3 separate regions of the Homo sapiens genome follow, and all the other regions are linked to region 2. A link is a loop called in an ENCODE intact Hi-C map of the cell type or tissue named here. Cell type or tissue: heart right ventricle. All regions are shown on one strand. Links, peaks and the distances in the headings refer to the core of each region. The heading gives the core; the rest is flanking DNA.

The links. Hi-C counts contacts between places; a loop is a spot of excess contacts. Peaks named below come from ENCODE experiments on the same cell type or tissue, not always from the same donor. Only the 100,000 strongest peaks of a DNase experiment are listed, where the experiment ranks them.
Region 1: a loop joins it to region 2, with 2.6 times the contacts of the local background. A loop is called at or near these places in 24 of 110 quality-filtered maps.
Region 3: it touches region 2 in a loop (2.6-fold over the local background); 7 of 110 quality-filtered maps call a loop at or near these places.

The regions. Positions count from the first base shown.
Region 1 is chr10:95,834,416-95,841,637 of GRCh38, reverse strand. ENTPD1 (ectonucleoside triphosphate diphosphohydrolase 1) reads right to left here. Exons shown (of 10, transcript NM_001776.6): 3 at 1,830-1,947. All of the region lies in intron 4 of ENTPD1-AS1 (ENTPD1 antisense RNA 1), which reads left to right. Among named protein-coding and RNA genes, the nearest start is that of CC2D2B, 70 kb to the left of the region's middle. RefSeq lists an enhancer at 7,137-7,222. In heart right ventricle, for the core only: no CTCF peak of the experiment used is centred there; a DNase peak (open chromatin) is centred at 3,647; H3K27ac peaks cover 870 bases.
Region 2 is chr10:95,737,636-95,744,857 of GRCh38, reverse strand. It overlaps a transcript of ENTPD1 not described here. Among named protein-coding and RNA genes, the nearest start is that of ENTPD1, 15 kb to the left of the region's middle. RefSeq lists enhancers at 2,641-2,700, 2,711-2,800. In heart right ventricle, for the core only: a CTCF peak has its summit at 2,940; DNase peaks (open chromatin) are centred at 2,200 and 2,847; H3K27ac peaks cover 3,315 bases.
Region 3 is chr10:95,810,380-95,817,601 of GRCh38, reverse strand. The region is part of intron 1 of ENTPD1 (ectonucleoside triphosphate diphosphohydrolase 1); the gene reads right to left. The region is part of intron 4 of ENTPD1-AS1 (ENTPD1 antisense RNA 1); the gene reads left to right. Among named protein-coding and RNA genes, the nearest start is that of ENTPD1, 58 kb to the right of the region's middle. In heart right ventricle, for the core only: no CTCF peak of the experiment used is centred there; a DNase peak (open chromatin) is centred at 3,469; H3K27ac peaks cover 3,242 bases.

The sequences.
Region 1 (7,222 bases), core at 982-5,981, 97 kb before region 2:
CAGAGTAATTGCTTTAAGGATAATTATTCAAATAAGTTATCCAGATCATTCACAGGTTTTCAAACAGCCTAATAACCATGAGAAAATCAGCTCTAAGTTACCAGCTAATTGTTTTGATTCAGAAAATTTGGTGTTAAATATTTGATTAACTAGAGAACTCTCTCTTTTGAGAGGGAAGAATCCTTCATTGTTAGGCCAAACGCTCATGGGATAAGTCTCAGAAGAAGGACATCTGCTAGATTTTTTTTTTTGAGACGGAGTCTTGCTCTGTCGCCCAGGCTGGAGTGTAGTGGCGCGATCTCGGCTAACTGCAACCTCCGCCTCCCGGGTTCAAGTGATTCTCCTGCCTCAGCCACCCTAGTAGCTGGGACTACAGGCACGCACCACCATGCCTAGCTAATTTTTTTGTATTTTTAGTAGATACAGGGTTTCACCGTGTTAGCCAGGATGGTCTCCATCTCCTGACCTTGTGATCCGCCCACCTCAGCCTCCCAAAGTGCTGGGATTACAGGCATGAGCCACCGTGCTTGGCCATTAAAATAACTTTTAAAAATGGAAGGCAGTGTGTCAAATAAAAGCCAATAAAATGAGGGATTTGGGCTTTAAGAAAGGCCAGAAGTACTGTCTCAGATGGGGCCAAAGTGTCAGTATTGATGGGGCTACTGGGTAGAATGACTTGCTCTCTTGGAAATATCTCCTCTCTACTACTTTCTTGACGACCTGTGAAAATTAGTGGATTCCACAGGCTGTCAAACTGAAAATCAATTATCTTCTAGGATCTAGGCTATCAGTCTGACTAAAAATAAACAGTGGGTTCCCAGCTCAAAAGGCTAAGAGAGATAAAAGTCAGAGAGACTGTGGTATAATGGTGCATGGTAGGGTACTGGGTAAAGGGATTGAAAGCTGAATGTCAACCACTCTAACATATTATGACCTTAAAAGAAAAAAATTATTGATATATAATGCAGCAGCTCAGAGTAGCAGGAAACCTAGAGTGTAATTAGGAGACCTAGATTCTTGTCTCTATTCTGTTGCTACTTTCAAGGCACTAATCCTCCAGGTTTTTGTTTCCTTCTCTGTGAAACAAAATTTAAACGATCTGTAAGTTCCTTTTCCCAGCCCTAAGAGCCTATAATTTGGTCTTTCCTGCCTACACAGAAGCTGAAAGCTTTGAAAAATGTCTTCCAAGCTGTAGATCAGGGTACAAAGATTAAGAGAGCAATAAATCTCTGAACCAGACAGATTAGCATCACCTAGGAACTTCTTAGAAATACAGATTATCAGGCTTCATTCCAGATCTGCTGACTCAGAAACTCTAGGGGATGGGACCCATCATCTGTGTTTTTAACAAGCTCATGCAAGTTTGAGAAGCACTGGCTAAGATGCAGACTTGAAGTCGGGCAGAACTTGGTTTGAACCGCAGCTCCATCACTTACTAGCTTGAGTAACAAACAAGTGGTATAACCTCTCTCAACCTCAGTGCCCTCATTTTTAAAAAATTAGTATAATAATGCATACCTCAAAGGGAGATTATGAGGGTATACTGAAGTAACACATGTTCAGTACTAAGTACATAGCATGCAGAAGTGTTCTGTTGATGGGAGCTACTATTAATTATATTTATGTGTGTTTATTCTTAGGTTTTGATCATTAACGACTGATTTCAATATGTTTTCTGTAACGATAACATAACAACAGCAGCTGCACTGTTTTCTTCACTTGGCTTCCTATGCGTGGGACTCCTTTTTCTCTTGTGTTCTACTGGTCATACACCTCTCATGTTCTCATGCCCCACTGTTGGCCTCCCCTTCCCTTGGTCTTCATCTTACCTTTAACCCTGCATTCTTCTACTTGATGCACCACGCCTGTGTCATTCTCCTTTTCTGCTGGCCACTTATAGATGTATAAACTTGTGTGAGAAGAACCCGCATCCAGCACAATCCCATACTGAAAGCAACACAGACCAAAAACTTATCAGTATCACATCACTCATCTCCATATTAGGCTTGCAAAAGAAAGGACTGGAATTTTCAAAAACATGAGGAGAAAGTATTTGAGAGGAACATTGAGGGGATGGCACTGGAGTCACTCCGATCACAAGATCTACCAGGACAACAACCCTGCTAGAACGGGGCTCTTCATGCTGTTTGCATGTTAGAAATATTCAGACCTTATGCAGAACAGGGCCCAAGAAGCAGTATTGTTTAGAAGCTTCTTAGGTGATTCTAATGTGCAGCCAAGATTCAGAACCACATGCTGAAGTAGCTGAGACACTATGGAAGGAATAGAAAGCCATTAATCTATAGTCCCCAAACTTGTCTACACATTGGAATCATACGGGAATCACCTGGAAAGCTTCAATGGCTACTGATGCTTGTGTCCTAGACCCAGGTATTGTGATCTAATTGATGTGGTATTGTGTCCTGGGCTTTGGAATTTTTATAAGGTCCCACATGATTCTAATGTGCAGATAAGTTTGGGAACCACTGAGTTACTCCATTGAATGCCAGTAAGACGTAATAAATATGTTCATCTAATTTTAGTTCAATAAATGCAGAGTTTGTTTTAAGGAGAGGTGTAAAAACACTAAATACACTCACTTTTAAATTATGAATATAACTGTAAAATTGTATTTAATATATTTTACAATATATGTACTTAAACTTCATGTTTTTAGCTTTACGAGTAGGGGGAGATGAAAAGAAGAAAAAAAGGAGGAAAGAAAGTCAGCAGAGGAGAAGAAGGACAGATGACAGCAGGAGAAAGAACTAGAAACAGAAACTATACACAGAAACATAGAAGCAAGGGCTGGGCAATAATTTTCAAATTGGTGCCCCCTTTTAAGGACATTAAATGAGGGGTAGCTACAGTAAAGTGTGCAAATACTAGGCATACACCTCAATAAATTTTTGCATATGTGCACATCCATATAACCACCACCCAGATCAAGATACAGAACACATTCTAGCCCTCATAAGGCTTCCCAGTGCCCCTCTCAGTCAGTTACCACTGTCTTAACTTCTACCACCATGTATGAGTTCTGCCTGTTTTTGAACTGCAATGTATGAACTCACATAGTATGCCTCCTTTATGTCTAACTTCTTTCACTTTACACTATGTAAGATGAACTCAAACTGTGTGTATCAGTAGTTCATCTTTTTCCATCACTGCAAAGTATTTCATTATATGGATATACTATATTTTTATCCATTCAACTGTTGATGGACATTCGGGTTATTTCCAGTTTGGGGCTACTGGAAATATAGCTGCCAGAAACATTCATATGCATTTCATTTTGTTGAAATAAGCTCTCATTTCTTTGGGGGTATCTATCCAGGAGTAAACTGCTCAATGCCCATTTTGATCAACTGATAGTCATCTTTGGTTATATCTCTGGGCTTACTCAGGATTAAAAAATTCCATGATTGATTAATGACATCTGATATGAACTTGGGAGAAGAGCATGATGGCACATGTGCTTTTAAATCTTCCTTAGAGAAGAAACATAGAGGGAAGTAAATGGGGAAGCGAAAGGAAGAGAAGAAGGAGACGCTTGTCACGTGGCTGCTTATTTAAGCTGCAGACCTCAAAGTATGGTCTGCCACTTTAAAAATGCTTAATTTAGCTGTGTGTGTGGGTGTGTGTGGGTGTGTGGTGTGTGTGTGTGTGTGTGTGTGTGTGAATCTCCCTACATATATAAGCTAGGTTGCATGAACAGAAGCAGTGGTCTGGAAAGAGGAACAGTAGAAATGACCTTGTTTGGTTCATGGAGACACCAATGTAGGGGCCCCAGTGAAGACCTGAAAATGTAGGTGGCAATGGGTATATATATCATCTGCTATGAATCTAAGAGACTCCAGGGAGAAAAGAAGACAAGAAATAGGATTTAAGAGACCTCCCTGGACCACTAGGAAAAGCTAAAAGTAGAGCCTATTGAGTGTCAAACTCTACTCCATTTCACTAGACCAGGGAGTACCACCGTGCAGACCTTGCAAGGACCCTTGACCTGCCATAACCTCCACAGTGTTCTCTTCCTAGTTACACACAGTGGGGATTCCCTCCAGTAATTAGCATTATGCCTTTAGAAAGAAAAGGGCCTGTATGCTGGCTTTGGGCACAGCAAGGAAGCAAGCTGGACAGACTCCTCTGCAGCTAGGCTTGCAGTGAAAGGAATCCAAGAAATGGCTTAGGTGGTGGCCATTGTGGGCAGAGAGGAACACTGACTAAGGTCTGGGGCCACTGGACCCTTGAGAAACCTCCCAGAGTGGAGAAAGAGGCTCAGGAATTACACATGGCAGAAAATTCTGTTGTTTCCTAACAGAGCCCCTGATTTCTTCCTGCCAGAAAATGTTCCAACCACAGCAGCATACGACAGAAACTGGTGAGGTAGAAGCAGCAAGCAGCATTTATCTGGGATCAGATTTTATTCTAACATTGTTGATACGAAAGTCATTCTTCCCATAGAGCCAAAGAACCAGGCTTGCTTCTGTCAGCTTGTTTTCTCTAAGGCCTTACTTACACAGTGAGGTAGTTGAGAAACAAAAACTTTTACTACGTTTCATTTGACAAGTGTTTGAGAAGGGGGTAAAGCATATTTTAACACAAATTGAAGACATTTCATCTTGTGTACACAGTACACTAGCATGCTAACCTGTGCAACTGTGCCAAACATTTTGTCTTCTAAAATGGCTTGCAGAATAAAAAACTGGCATTGTTTGCTGCTTGAGAGACAGATAAAGCTTGACTGAAAGTTCAATTTGAGCATTTGGGGAGCTTGCCTTTCTTTGTTACAACATCCATCAGAGCCCAGGTAGCCACAACGTTTTGTTCTCTTTCCACCACACCAGCATTTTCCAATGCATGTTCCAGAGAGTACGAGGCCTACAGGGGCTTCAGTAAATAAAGCTTCCCAGAAGTCTGGAGAATGTTCATGTTCTCTCTGCCTCCTGGGCTCAAAAGTCCATTAGCTAGTGAATGCCTCAAAGTCTGGCAGTGGAGAAACCCAACATTTCTCTGTAGCTTATATTTAAATATTTCCAAAAGTCCCTATGAGTATATCCTTTAAAGAAAGCAGTAAGATTTAGGTGGTAAGGAAGAGATCTGACACTCCCTCGGGATCATTTCAATATTATTTTCTATTTTAAGAGTACTAAAAGTTTCTTAAATATCACTTATAAAATGAAGTAAAAAAAGATGTTTAAGATTCTACTAATTAGATATCACTTTTATTTTTATTTATTTCCTTCCAAGTCTTTTTTGAATGCGTCGTATTGCCCAAAGAAATCAAAGAATTAGAAAAAAATCTACTCTAAAATTCATACAGACCAAAAAAGAGCCCAAATAGCCAAGGCAATCCTAAGCAAAAAGGATAAAGCCAGAGGCATCACATAACCTAACTTTAAACCACAAAGCTATGATAACTAAAACAGCATGGTACTGGTACAGAAATAGATACATAGATCAATGGAACAGAATAGAGACCCTGAAATAAAGCCATACACTTACAGCCAACTGATCTTTGACAAAGCTGACAAAAATAAACAATGGGAAAAGGACTTCCTATTTAATAAATGGTGGTTGGAAAACTGGCTAACCATATGTAGAAGTATGAAACTACACCCCTACCTCTCACAATATACAAAAATTAACTCAAGGTAGAATAAACACATAACTGTAAGACCCTCAAACTATAAAAGTCATAAAAGAAACCTAGGAAATACCCTTCCAGACATTGGCCTCAGGAAAGAATTTATGACTAAGTCCTCAAAAGCAAATGCAGTTAAAACAAAAAGTGACAATTGGGACCTAATTAAACTAAAGAGCTTCTGCACAGCAAAAAAAACCAGTGACAGAGTAAACACACAAAAAGTGGGTCAAAGACATAAATAGACACTTCTCAAGAGAAGACATACAAGTGGCCAATACACTTTTGAAAAAATGCTCATCATCACTGGTCATCAGAGAGATGAATGTTAAAACCACAATGAGATACCATCTTATACCAGTCAGAATGGCTATTAAGAAGTCAGAAAATAACAGATGCTGGCAAGATTGTGCATACAAGAGAATGCTTACACACTGTTGGTGGGAATGCAAATTTATTCAGCCCTGTGAAAAGAAGGTTAGAGATTTCTCAAAGAACTAAAAATAGAATTGCCATTTGACCCAGCAATCCCATTACTAGGTATATACCCAAAGGAAAACAAATTATTCCACCAAAAAGACACCTGCACTTGTATATTTATCACAGCACTATTCATAATAGCAAAGACATAGAATCAACCCAGGTGTCCATCAATGATGAATTGTATAAAGAAAATGTGGTACATATGCACCATGGAATACTATGCAGCCATAAAAAAGAATGAAATCATGTCCTTTGCAGCAACATGAATGCAGCTGGAGGCCACTACCCTAAGCGAATTAACACAGGAACAGAAAACCAAATACTGCATATTCTTATAAGTGGAAGCTAAACGTTGGGTACACATGAACACAAAGACGGGAACAATAAACACTAGGGATTCCAAAAGAGGGGAGGTGGGGAGGAGGTCAAAGGTTGAAAAACTACCTGTCAGGTTCTATGTTCACTACTTGGGTGACAGGATCATTAGAAGCCCAAACCTCAGCATCATGCAATATACCCATGAAACAAATATGCACATGTGCCCCATGAGTCTAAAAATAAATTAAATTTTTAAATTTTTTTTTTTTTGAGACGGAGTCTCGCTCTGTCACCCAGGCTGGAGTGCAGTGATCACATGAAGATCATAACCGATCTTCATGAGCTAGGTTGCATGGATAGAAGTGCTGGTCCAGAAAGAGGAACAGTAGAAGTGACCTTGCTTGGTTCATGGAAACACCAATGCAGGGGCCTTGGTGAAGACCTGGAAATGTAGGCGCAACAGACCCTAAGCTCACTGAGACTGGAGGCCGTATAGATATGGGGCAGATATCTCCTTAGGATGGAAACAATTCTACCTACACAAATGTCATAGTACCAGGCTTCTGGGTAAGTCTATTTAGAAGCAGAAAGAAAGAGAAACTAGAGCATCAGACAGCCTGCTTCCTGGCTCCACAGAAGTAGAATATTTCACCCTCTTCTCATTCAGAAAACACCTCTGGTGGAACTGGCCTGCTTGCAGTTGCCCATAGGTCTCATGGTTTCTGCTCCAGGGCCTTTACCGAGAAAGCCCTTCACTTGACATCTCAGCCTTCTCTG
Region 2 (7,222 bases), core at 749-5,748:
ACTGTAATGGTGGATACATGACAATATGCATTTGTCAAAATCTACAGAAATTTAAATCACAAAGAATGAACCTTAACCCATACAAAGTTTTCAAAAATTATTCAGGAAGTCAAGGGAGCCCAGAATGAAATTTAAATTCTGACAAAATAATGGAACTGTATTACAAATGTGTGAAAAAACCTCACAGAGGGAGGTAGAGGAAAAGGGTGCTGACCTAGTCACTTTTTTTTTTTTTTTGAGACAGAGTCTTACTCTGCCACAGAGGCTGGAGTTCAGTAGCATGATCTTGGCTCACTGCAACCTCTGCCTCCCTGGTTCAAGCAACTCTTGTGCCTCAGCCTCCCAAGTAGCACACCACCAAGCCTGGCTAATTTTTGTATTTTTAGTTGAGATGGGGTTTCACCATGTTGGTCAGGCTGGTCTTGAACTCCTGGCCTCAAGCAATCCACCTGCCTTGGCCTCCCAAAGTGCTAGGATTACAGGCATGAGTCCCCACTCTCGGCCCCAAGTCACTTTAGATGTGAGTAAAGTCTACAGGACCAAAGGCAAAAGGAACTGTGTAAAAGTACATTACTCTGTCTCCCAAGATTCATAATTCTGAAACCACTATACATGTATACTGGAATCAGAAATTATGTAAATGGATGACAGACAATAGGAGTCAGGCTTCTCACTGTTAGAGTGGAAGGTTATAGACAAGTAAGGGGAAATGGCTAGAATGATCCATGTGGTAATGGATTAACGTTAGAGACATCAGTATGAACTCAGGTTTAGCTTAATAGGGATACATATGAATAAATGTAGAACTATTTATAGTTGTGCATATATATATATATATATATATATATATATATATATATGGTTTAAAATACATCTATATTTTCTTGCTCTGTCAGCAGAGTGGGCCTATAAGCAATGATACTGCAGTAGCAATAAGCACATCTAACCCCCAGATTTTTGTTTCTATAACCGTTCTCCAGTAAAAGGAACCAGAATTCCCCTGATAAATAGGTGACTCTAGGCTGGGGACAGGAAATATTACAAGACAATCCTGGAGTATCTTATGGGGCCAGAAAGTAATTAAGAAAAAAAAAGCTTACAATGATGGGGTGTGTCAAAGTGACACAGGAGCCAATAGAGCTTCCAATAGCCAAAATTAGAATAATTTGAACAATAAAATAGAACCATATTCAAAGATAATCCAAAGTATAAAATAAATATCCACGAGTCTATACTGAAATAGACTATTAGTGTATTTATGAAATAGAATATTTAACAAATGAATTATTAAATAAACAAATGGGAGAGAATAGACAAATCCATACAGAAGAATTTCAAATGAGTTACATAAATACTCCACTCTCTAGGAGGTAAAGCATAACTCCTCACTCCTTAAGTATGGCCTGCATAGTGACTTCTTTCCAAAGAGTGCAGCAGAGAAAAAGAGTAAGAAAGAGTGACTTTACAGTGGAAAAACCTGACAAACACTACCTCAGCAAGGCCATCTAGATTAACATCAACAGTGATAAATCATGTTGATAACACATATCCTTGGTATGATGTGATGAAAATGGCACTCTGTGGTCTTCCTCCAAAAAGTGCATAACTCGAGCCTAATCATGAGAAAGATATCAGACAAATCCCAATTGAAGGACATTATACAAAAATTTCTGACCAGTATTTCTCAAAACTGCTACGGTCATCAAAAATAAAAAGTCTGAGAAATTCTCACAGCCAAGAGGAGCCTAAGGAGTCATGAAGATTAAATGTAATTTGGAATCTTGGAACAGAAAAGAACATTGGGTAAAAACTAAAGAAATCTGAATAAAGTATGGACTTTAGTTGATATTAAGGTATCAATATTGGTTCATTTATTGTATCAAATGTACCACACTAATGTAAGATGTTAATAATCAGGGAACTGGGTAGAGAGTACCTGGTAACTTTCTGTACTATCTTCATAACTTTTCTGTAAATTGAAAACTATTCTATAATTAAAAGCTTATTTTAAAAAATATGTTAACAGTGTATAGATATTTAACTGCAGCTGTTGTACCGGAAACCCCTTGTGAAGCCCATCTTTATTAAAGTAACTGCTTTAATGACGACATGATTTTGCAAAAGCATTTGTTACACATGATTTCTTGTTCAAACAGAATTCATTGTATCCACATCCAGCAAAGCAAAGTTAACTCAGGCTGTGTGCCAAGACACGGAAATGGCCTTGTTACATTGAACTCAATGTGAAAACATAGTAGTATTCAAATCTTTCCATCCACAACACACAATATTCCCATTGGTCTAAAAAAAAAAAAAGAAAAAAGAAAAAGAAGAAGAAGAAGAAAAAGAAAAAGAAAGTTTCTAAGTTGATTTTCTAGTATCTTAAAAAGTTTCCAAATACATGTCACTGGAGAGCAGTCAGCAACTCTAGGGGGAGGACAGGAAGGAGTAGCGACTGCTGGTTGCAGCACTTGAAAAAAAAAATAACAAAAGGAAGGAAAAGGCCTAGGCTTCTCCAGACGGGGTTACCCTTATTTGGGAACATTGCCAGACAACTTAAAGTAGCTCTGAGATGCAGAAAAGCTAGTGTTAAGCAAAATTTACTACACTAACCAACCGTTAAGTGCCCCAGAATTGTATTAATACTTGCCAAGCAATCAAGACTCCAAACAGCATAAATCTCTGTCTTCTACTTCTGGACCTTGCTGGGCCTAAGAGTCAGTGGAAAGTTTTGAAGAACACATGGCCCTTAGACTAATGCCGATGACCTTATCAGCATGGCCCACACACCCAGCTTTTGAGGACAATAATATCCCACAATACCAGAACAGTCTACAGCAGGAAGCTCCTATGTTGCTGTTAACGCCTCCGCCTTTGCAGAGATCAGCCAGGGGTGACAAATCTTTGAGGTAATGCCAAAATCAGGCCTCCTGTTCTCCTTTACATTAGGCCCTTCATCCTCTGGGGGCAGCAAAGTCTGAAGAAATAGGAAAACAGAAAAAGATAATAGTAATAGCAATTTTTATACTTTTGAGATCATTACTTAACCTAAGATGATTGTCTCAGCTCATCCTTCAGGGTCTGGCTCAAACCTTGAATCTTTCAAGTCTTCCAGCTAACCCTCTCTCCTCCAAATTCTAAGAGACTTTCATAAGTGCCAAGCAACCTGGGAACTGCTTAATGCCTCACACTGCTGATTTTTCATATTTTATGTTTCTTACAGGCATACTCCACTTGCTTGTGCTTGGCTTTATTGTGTTTCACAGACGTTGCGATTTTTACAAATTGAAGGTTTGTAGCGACCCTGCATTGAACAAGTCTATCAGTGCCATTATTGCAGTACCATGTGCTCACTTCATGTCTCTGTATCACATCTTGGTAATCCTTGCAATATTTAAAATTTTTCATTATTATTATACTTCTTATGATGATCTGGGATCAGTGATGTTTGATATTAAAATTGTAACTGTTTTGGGGCACCATGAACCATGCCCATATAAGATGATGAACTTAATTGATAACTGCTGTTTGTGGTCTGATTGTTCCACTCACTGTCTGTCCCACTATCTCCTCCTCTCCTTGGGCTTCCCTATTCCTTGAGACACAATATATTGAAATTAGGCCAATTAATAACCTTACAATGGCCTGTAAGTGTTCAAGTAAAAGGAAAAGTCACACATCTCTCACTGGAAATCAAAAGTTAGAAATGATTAAGCTTAGCAAGGAAGGCATGTCGAAAGCTGAGACAGGCTAAAAGCTAAGCTGCTTGCAGAAAACAGCCAAGTTATGAACGCAAAGAAAATTTCTTTAAAAAAAGTAAACACAGTGCTCCAGTGAACACACAAATGATAAGAAAGAGAAACAGCCTTATTACTAATATGGAAAATGTCTGAAAGGTCTGGATAGAAGATCAAACCAGCCACAACATTCCTTTGAGCCAAAACCTAATCCAGAGCAAGACCTTAACTCTCTTCAGTTCTATGAAGGCTGAGAAAGGTAAGAAAGCTGCAGAAGAAAAGTCAGAAGCCAGCAGAGGTTGGTTCATGAGGTTTAAGAAAGTAAGCCACCTCCGTAATGTAAAAGCGCAAGGTGAAGCAGCAAGTGCTGATGGAGAAGCTGCAGTGAGGTATCCAGAAGATCATGCTAAGATCATTGATGAAAGTGGCTACACGAAACAACAGATTTTCAATGTAGATGAAATAGCCTTCTTTTGGAAGAAGATGCCATCTTGGATGCCACATTAGGCCCTTCATCCTCTGGGGGCCAGTAGAGTTTTTCATAGCTAGAGAGGAGAAGTCAATACCTGGCTTCAAATCTTCAAAGGAGAGGATGACTCTCTTGTTAGGGCCTAATGAAGCTGGTGACTTTAAGTTAAAGCCATTGTTAATTGACCATTCTGAAAATCCTAGGGCCTTTAAGAATTACGTTAAATGGGCCGGGTGCAGTGGCTCACGCCTGTAATCCCAGGACTTTGGGAAGCCAAGGCAAGCAGATCACCTGAGGTTAGGAGTTCGAGCCCAGCCTGGCCAACATGGTAAAACCCCATCTCTAAAAATGCAGAAGAATTAGGAGGGCTTGGTGGCACGTGTCTGTAGTCCCAGCTATTCGGGAGGCCGAGGCACGAGAATCACTTGAACCCAAAAGGTGGAGGTAGCACTGAGCCAAGATCATGCCACTGCACTCTAGCCTGGGTGACAGAGACTCCATCTCAAAAACAAAAAGGATTATGTTAAAGCTACTCTGCCTGTGCTCTGTAACTGGAATAAAAAAGCCTGGATGACTGTAAATCTGTTTACAGCATGGTTTACTGAATATTTTAAGCTAACTGTTGATGGCTGCTGCTCAGAAAAAATATTCCTTTCAAAATATTACTGTTCATTGACAATGCACTTGATCACCCAGGAGCTCTGATGGAAATGTACAAGAAGATGAATGTTATTTTTATGCATGCTAACACAACATTTATTCTGCAGCCCATGGATCAAGAAGTAATTTCAAGTCTTATTACTTAAGAAATACATTTCATAAGTCTGTAGCCATCATAGATAGTTCCTCTGTTGGATGTGGGCAAAGTAAATCAAAAATTTTCTGGAAAGGATTCACCATTCTAGATACCATTAAGAACATTCGTGATTCATGGGAAGAGGTGAAAATATCAACATTAACAGGAATTTGGAAGAAGTCAATTCCAGCCCTTATAGATGACTTGGAGGGGTTCAAGACTTCAGTGAAGGAAGTAACTGCAGATGTGGTGGAAATAGCAAGAAAACTAGAATTAGAAGTGGAGTCTAAATATGTGACTGAGTTGCTACATCTCATGATACAAATGGAGCAGATGAGGACTTGCTTCTTATGGATAAGCAAAGAAACTGGTTTCTTGAGATGGAATCTATTCCTGGGGAAGATGCAGTGAACATCGTTGAAATGACAGCAAAGGATTTAAAATGTTACATAAACTTACTTGATAAAGCAGCAGCAGGGCTTGAGAGGACTGACACCAATTTTGAAAGTCCTACTGTGGGTAAAATGCTATCAAACAGCATCACATGCTACAGAGAAATTGTCATAAAAGGAAGAGTCAATTGATGTGGCAAACTTCACTGTTGTCTTCTTTTAAGAAATTGCCACAGCCACCCCAACCTTCGGCAACCACCACGCTGATCAGTCAGCAGCTATTAACATAGAGGTAAAATCCTCCAACAGCAAAAAGATTACAACTCACAGAAGGTTTAGATGATCATTAGCATTTTTAACAATAAAGTATTTTTAATCAAGGTATATACATTGTACTTTTGCAAATAATGCTATTGCACACTTTATAGACTATAATATAATGTATAATATAATGTAAACATAATTTTTATATGCCCTGGGAAACCAAAAAATTTGTGTAACTTGCTTTATTGTGGTGGTCTGGAACTGAACTTGCAATATCTCTGAAGTATACCTGTGTATACAATCCAAAGTGTGACTTCAAATTCTCGAGTCTGAGTGCAAATTCTTTTTCTCTCCTCCTCATCTAAATCCTTCAACATCCCACAGCACCTAAACCAGAGTGTGCCTATGTGCTTAATAAATAGGTAATCTTCTTTGGCTGTTGTGATCTCCCTCTAATTGTCATTTTAAAAAGTGTAAATTAGATCTCTTTTCTCATCTTACCCTTCTGGCAAGCTACTCAAAATAGTCAGATCATCATGAGTATGCATAGCCTATTTATGGTGAGTCTTGGTTTGAGGTGAGAAGGAATAGGTCTTCTCCATCTCACCAACAGGGTATGCATTTCTCTGACGAATTTTGCCTTTCTTGACCCTGACCACACACAACTCCTTGGCTCCCTGCTGACTGCCCACTATATCCAGCTTTGGTGCAGGAAAATGATGGGACCTAAGCCTTTGGACAGTGACTCCTGATCTGGCCAAGCAAGGGGCCTCCCTCACTTCAGTTTTGGCCCTAGGTTTGCCTACTGCCATACTTCATTAATATCTGACAATTACCCCATCCTGGTAAAAGCTGGTTCATATTCTTATCTGAGCCCTTACCATCTAGAAATCAAGGCAGGCACAGGACATTACCAATCTAATCACCAGACAACCATGCACACACAGAGATTCCAGGGGCTAATGCAAAACAGTGTTTTCTCCCTATGAGGCTACTGAGCAGTCCATGTGAGCTCAGTATCCATATCCCTGCTGAGCATCATTCACGCAATCATTTATTCAATAAATATTTACTGGACACCTACCATATGCCAGGGACTTTTCCAGAACATTGGGATCCTCTCCTGGTCTCCTTCATCTTCCCTCCCTTCCTTTCTCCCTACCCAGAAGTCCCAGCCCTCAACTGATTTGTTCCACCAGGTTTTCCTCTTACAGAGTGGTGGTGCTGGTGGTGGGATTCAGATGCTCCAGGTACCCCAGCATGATACGTTTACAAGTCAAACATTTTTCCAGCTAATTTGGCCACCTATCATAGTTATAGATTTTCTGTTGTTCCATCATAAGGGTTTGAGAGGAATTCTGCAACAAAGGTGGCTGTTCCACAGTCATTGCAATTTAGAGCAAAACTCAATTCCAAGTCTATTCAATTCAAATAAATACAAAACAAAATTCTTTAGAATGAATTTTAGGGCTGTGTAAATAATTTAAACATTGGGGAAAAGTTTTAATTTTTAGGCCGGTTGCAGCAGCTCAAGCGTGTAATGGCAGCACTTTGGGAGGCCGAA
Region 3 (7,222 bases), core at 1,155-6,154, 72 kb before region 2:
TAGTAGGAACTGGTCAGAGGATCAATGGGGTCCCCTGCTCATAAGGCCTTGAGGGCACTAGTGAGGGCTTTGCCTTATTCTGAGTGATGTGACTTACTTCTAAAGTCATTCATATAATCTATGCTTAGCAACTTAGGGGTGAACAAGGAACCATTGGGGGCTGTTGAAGTCACTGGAGAGAGAGGGTGTGGCCTTTTAGGGTGGCACATCCCTGCCTCTTGTGGTAATGATGTGCTGAGGCTACTCAAATGAGGTCAGGCCACACAGCCAAGTGTGGACAGAGCCTGGCTCCATCAGAGCAGAGCTTGTGCCAAAACCAGGTCTGGGCAGACGCATCCAGGAGGAGTAAACATAATCACATGTGACAGCCTTCTCAATGCCTTCTAGACTTCTTGATGGCTCAGCACTGGAGAGTCTTTTCTGAGAGACCATCATCAGGAAGGGTCACCGAGCCAACAATCATCAGGATCCATCAGCAGTTAGTCAAACTCCACAGACTTCTGGGGGATGGTTCAAGCTAGAGCAGAGTTCAGATAAGCTTACCTTTGCTTAGTCTCTGTAAGCCTCCATTTCCTCATGGGCAGAATGGGAGTCACAATAGTATCTGCTTCATAGGGTTGCTATGTAAGGTTCAATGAGCTAACAACACGTAATAGCCTATACTAAAGAGTTCTTACTATATTCCAGATTCTACTCTTAGCACTTTAAATGCAGCCATCAATTTAGCCTTCACTACAATCCTATAAGGTGCACGTAATACTATCATCTTCTCTATAAAATCTGTATTAGTTTTTTAGGGCTGCCACAACAAGTTACCATGAACTTGCTGGCTTCAAACAGAAATGTATTCTTTCATAAATCTGGAGGCCAGAAGTCCAAAAGTTAAGGTATCAGCAGGGGCATGCTCCCTTTGAAGGTTCTGGAGGAGATGTCTTTCTTGTCTTTTTCAGCTTCTTAGCATTCCTTGGCTTGTGGCTGCATCACTCCAATCTCCACCTCTGTCTTCACATGGCCTTTCCCCCTGTTGCTCTTTGTGTCACGTTTCCTTCTCCTTTCTCTCATAAGGACACCAGTCATCAGATTTAGGGCCCACCCTAAATTCAAGATGATTTCATCTCAAGATCCTTAGCTTAATTACATCTCTGAACACCCTACTATATTTCCAAATAAAGTCACACTCACAGTCACTATTATAATTATCATTATTGTTAGTTTACAGATGAGGAAACTGAGTCACAGAGAGATTAAGTAACTTCCCAAAGTTACACTGATGTAAATGTTGCGCTGTTACATGTAGTTAGACAGACATGGCAGGAAAGGGCTCTTCTCCCCCACCAACTAGAAATATCAGGTGATGGTTTGACAGTTATCACATTGCCTCTCTAAAAATGATAATTTGGCAGCTGGAGCCAGGGAGAGAAAATCTGCTGATCCACAGCTGTAACATTAAAGTGTTAATTGAATTCAAGCACCAGGGAGAAGCAACTTCCTGGGCATGCACATTAAGAGACAAAAGGTGGAAGATGACTTGCCGGGAGCACTCCACCGGAAAAGGAAAGAAAGCCTCAGATGAGCATGCACACAACTTCCTAAACACACTGTGTGCTCAAGGAGGTAAGGAGGGCACTGTGCGTGCAGGCAGCCCACCCTAAGGGAAGAATCACGGGAAAAGGGCTCAAGATGGCCGCCTATAAAGTCCTAGGATCACAGCTAAACACGTTGTTTGTTCTCCAAGTTGCCCACTTGGATCTCTTCCAAGGGTTCTCTCCTTTCTTTCCTGTTCTAAAGCCTTTTCAATAAACTTCCAGTCCTGCTCTGAAACTTGACTCAGTCTCTTTTTCTACTTTATATCCCTCACATTCTTTCTTCTGATGAGGCAAGAATTGAGGTTACTGCAGACCCGTATGGATACACTGCCAGTAACTCAGATAGCTGCCACCGGTAACAGGGCCAGGAATTAAACACGGGCATTCTGGCTTCAAGGTCCAGGCTTTTAACCAGCACCCTACCCTACAATACATGACTGAGGCTCATACAGTGTCTGGGCTGTGCTACCAGTACTGTTATGTGGTAGCCAATCTCATTATCCAGAAATAAAAAGTGACCAACATTGAGGATTTGGCTGGAAGGGTTGTCTGGACTGTTCTCACTGAGGATACCAATGTCCTACCTTTTGAAATCATGAATCTCATCCCTGACAGTCAGAAGCTTACAGTTAAGTGACAAAAGGCTGAGACTGTGTTTCTCAGGAAGCTTAAGGGACTTGCCCAAGTCATGCACCTTGCACGTGGCAGAACAGGGATTTGATCCAAGTGTCTCAGTTCCACTTCAATGCCTTAAATCATTGTCCTGCATTAGAGATGCGTAGAAATTTTTCAGTTTTATTCTTTCTCAGCTGACCCAATGCAAAAGCACTAGTCCAAAATTCTATCTAAATGGAAAGGTCTTATTCTACCCCAACCCCATATTTCTCCAATTAACCAATCCAGAGTCACATTCAAGGATAAAGCAGTTTAATTTAGCGGGTTTTTTCCTGCCTATATTTTACTTAAAGAAGTCAGCACAAACATCAATAGAAACACAACTGCTAAAGACAAACTTTGATCCTAAAGATCTCAATGATAACCAGTTAGTTAAAGGGCAAAAGGCAAAAAAGAAGGAGGAAAAATGAGATGGACATTGGGTTGGGAGACACAGGTAAGAAAATAGAGCCAGGAAATAAGAAGGAAGGGAAGGGGTGGGGGTGAGAATGAAAAGAAAGGTAGAAAGACAAGGTAATTGAGTAAATAACCCATGTCCTGTTCCACTGATCTCTTGAACCACAGACGTCAGAGGAAGTTACTGGCTCTTTTTAATGCTATTTTATTTCCACTCTTTGAACTTTTAATTAGCCAATTATTCTCGGTTCACAGCTTCTTAGTTAGAAAACAATTGCATTTATCTTAACAACGTAGCCTGGCTGATACTGAGTGGACCCCTTGAGACTCAGCTTTGGGTGGGGAGAGCCTATTTGGTGACATCCAGATAGTGTAGATGTGGGTGGGGGTGCAGAACAAGCTCTTCCTGCAAATCAGATTCAGCCAACCTGAGGCTCCCCACCCACAGTTCTTGGGCAACACACTCTTCTCAGATTAGCAGCATGTAACTAACATAACTGGTTTGCACTTGGTTATACCTGACTCTAAAAATGTTAATGATCGCAAAAATCAAATGGTGACAGAGGCTCTATGTATGGGAAATGAGGAAGCAAAAGAGTCCTCTTCCCTGATTCTTCTCACTTCCTCCAACCAAACCATCCATTCTCTCTTGCCCCCACCCCTTCTAGCCTCCCTCAAATTCTTTTGCCCATAGATTGCATTGAGAATAATAGGCCTTTGTGGTCAGTGTGGAATCCCATGTTTAAGTGTAGGGTTGGCAGGGAGGAAGGCTGTTTCCGGCAAAGTGATGTCACTGACTCTGCAGACAGGAATTCCCTGTGTCCCAGCCAAAAGGCGTAACAATCTGGTATATTGATGGCCTCAGCAATAAGCGCATTGCTTCCACTAAACGAGTCTTCTTCCACATCTGAAATTGAAAAATTGTGCCCTGGGGACTCTACCCTTTCTCAAAGCAGCTGCATTTGTCAACAAGCCTTGGTTATTTGCAGATGGTGAGAATAAGCAAGAAAATCTGTATTGGCCATGCATCTCTAGTGCTGGATAATAGTGGAAGCAGGGTGAACTGACTCAACCAGGGTGCCTAGCCTTATAGTCTTGTCTTGTATACCTTGCCTTTATAAACTCTCTCATTTATACCGCCTTATTTTTGCACCAATGAGGTACAAAATTTAGAGGTTACATACAAATATTACTATAGAAAAATGTGCTATAAGCTATACAAAATAAAATTCTAAGCCCCCCAACTGACCAGACCATCTTTTGGCCAAGGGGACCCCAGAGAAACCTTGAAAACTGCGTTCTCGGCCAAGATGGAATGGAGGGTGGGAGGGGCTCAGACCCTCTCCCTTGCTAACCAGGAGTAGGCTTTCCTTCTCAAGGGCCTAACAGAAACCAGCCCTTTCAAAAGGCTCCACCACTGATATCAACCGACTCCCTGATGCTGCCCCATCTTTTCTGCCTGATAAGAGACCACTAACTATGGGGTGGTTCTGGCCAGTCTATGAAGAATAGGCAGCTAGTGTTTTCACATCCTCTGCTTCATGTTTTGATGTCAGAGGGCCAAAAACTCCACCTAAGGTCACCACCATTTTTTGAACATGGAGAAGCAGAAGGCTCAATTACACATGCAGATGGTTCTCCCTTCATAAATATTCATGACTCCTTCTATAGCTTATTGAATATGTATATTTGGCCACCAGCTCTGTGTAAATTCCTGTTCCCTTTGCCCCTCCCTCCAGATATGTTTCTGGCTTCTGACTGGAGGCTATACTTCCCAACCTGTCAAAATGGCCATCCTGCAGGCTGTAACCTTTTATAAGAAATAAAGTCTCCTCTTCTCTTCAAAATTTGTAAATTGTATTTCTGTAAGTTAACAAATCAAAGTAAAAAATGACAAAAGTTTGCAACAATTATGAAATAGTTGGATTCACTAATATATAAGCGTCATTTTAAAATCATTAAGAAAATGATCAGCTCACCTAATAGAAAAATGGCAAAGAAGATGAATAGGCAATTCAAAGAAAAAGAAATATGTGTTATCAACATATTAAATGTATTCTAACTACCCTTAATTAAAGAAATGTAAATGAAAAAAATAATTTTCAGAATAGCAACATTTTTAAAGTTTGATAAATACATAATATTCACTATACACTTATTAGAATGGCCAAAATTTTTTAAATATTGACAATATGAAATGTTGGTAAGAATGCAGAGCAACTGAAACACTTGTGCCTTGCTGCTAGGGATGGGAAATAACAAAGCCACTTTGAGAAAGTGTTTGGCAGTTTCTTATAAAGTTAAATAAAAACTCACCATAAAATTGAGCAATCCCACACTGAGGTATTTACCTGAGAAAAGCAAAGACCTATGTCCACACAAAGACATGTACCTAGATATTTCCAACTGCTTTATTCATAATTGCCAAAACCTCAAAACAATCCAAATGCTAGCAACTGGCAAATGTATACAAATTGGGAACAATCATACAATGAAATTCTACTCAGCAATAAGGAAAAGGAATAAACTACTGATAAATGTAACAATATGTATGAATCTCAAAAGCATTATGCTAAGTAAAAGAAACCAGACTCAAACAGGCTATTTACTTTGTGCTTTCATTGATATGATATTTTGGAAAAGGCAAAACTAAGAACAGAAATTAGATCAGTAGGCAAAGGCTCAGGATGGGCACAGAGGATTGACTACAAAGGGCCACAAAGGAGCTTTTGGAAATAATAGAAATATTCTAGATTTTGATTGTGATGGTGGTTAAATGACTTTATATGTTTGTCAAAATTCATAGAACTTTACACCTTAAAAAGTGAATTTTACTGTAAATTCAGTAAAGAAATTATATATGTTGACAAAGATGTGGGAAAACAGATACTTCTTGTATGTTTGTAGGAGTAAAAATTTGTAGAACCTCTTTGATGGGGAGGCAATTGAGTAACATCTATCAAAGGGTAAAGCACATATATCCTTTGACTGAAGAATTCTAATTCTAGAAATTTAACCTGCTGATATACTTATGAATATGTGAAAAAATGGTGCATAGACAGCGACATTCAGTGCAGCATTGTTTGTAATGGCAAAAGACTAAAAATGACTAAAAGTCCATCAACTGATGTCTGGATATATAAATTCTACCACATTCATAATACATAATTCTATGCAGACATGAAAAAGACTGAGCTAGATCTATGAATGTTGACACAAACTGTCTTCAAAACATTTCATTATGTGAAAAACAAGATGTGGGGCCAGGCGTGGTGGGTCATAACCCCAGTGCTTTGGGAGGCCGAGGCAGAATAATCACTTGAGCCCAGGAGTTCGAGACTAATCTGGGCAACATAGGGAGAGACCCTATCTCTACAAAAAATTTAAAAATTATCCAGGTATGGTGGCGTGTGCTTGTGGTCCCAGCTACTCAGGAGGCTGAGGCAGGAGGGGACTGCTTGAGCTCGAGAGTTCTAAAGGCTTTGAGTTAAAGAGGAAAAAATGTACAGAGGGTTTCCAGTTCAGAGTAAAGTGGCAAAGATGATAGGAGCTGGGAAGGTGAACATTGGGTACATAGGAAGTTGTGCGCTGGTGGTTTAATGTTGACTTTGCCCACTCTAGCACCCTGTCAGCCACTCACCAACCTGATTAACTCAAGCAGCTACCTTTGGGTTCCCATTCATTCTTTCTTGCCAGATCAATGTAATTTCTGTACTCTTTGGGCAGAATTGTAAAGTCTCACTTGGTAGACTTTGGGTGGACTCAAAGTTCTATTTTGAGGGAAATTTGACATCTCTCCCTCTGCCCCTCTGGGGTTATGTATCTGTGTAAGCGAGAAATGCCATCTGGATAAGATATGGTCATGCAATTAAATGTCTATGGTAACACTGTCAGAGATCATCTGACACCTAACCAGCTGGCTTTCTCTTTAACCATCAACACAGAGTATCTGCACTTTAGAAACATGAAAACTCAATCTTATAAATTGATTAGTATCTAGTTCCTGTCAAAATGTGACAGATACTACTGATATTTCAGAATGACAATATCAGGGTCCTCTGCGTTTTTTTCTAAGCATATTTTCTGTACCCATTTAGTGAGGAGGAAGGTAGGTGGAGTTAGAGAAAGGTTCCTTTACCTTGGAAACAGGAACTTCCTCTGAGAGCAAAACTAGTAAGATGAATATATAATAGATGAGAGTAGCTTTTAGCCAAATCACCCACAGTTTAAAAGTTATTTCAGTCTTGTGGCTTCAGTATCTCCTCAAATCCAGCATATGACTCAGAAAGTCGTGTCCTACTGAATTTTGTACCTGAGTGAAGAAGGAATATGTGAATATGGTGGGGATGGGGTCATCTACATAGAATAAAAAAGGCAACTAAACCCTGTCTGGGAAGTGAGGAGCGCCTCTGCCCGGCCACCACCCCATCTGGGATGTGAGGAGCGTCTCTGCCTGGCCGCCCTGTCCGGGAAGTGAGGAGCGCCTCTGCCCGGCTGCCCTATCCGGGAAGTGAGGAGCGCCTCTGCCCAGCCGCCCTGTCCAGGAAGTGAGGAGCACCTCTGCC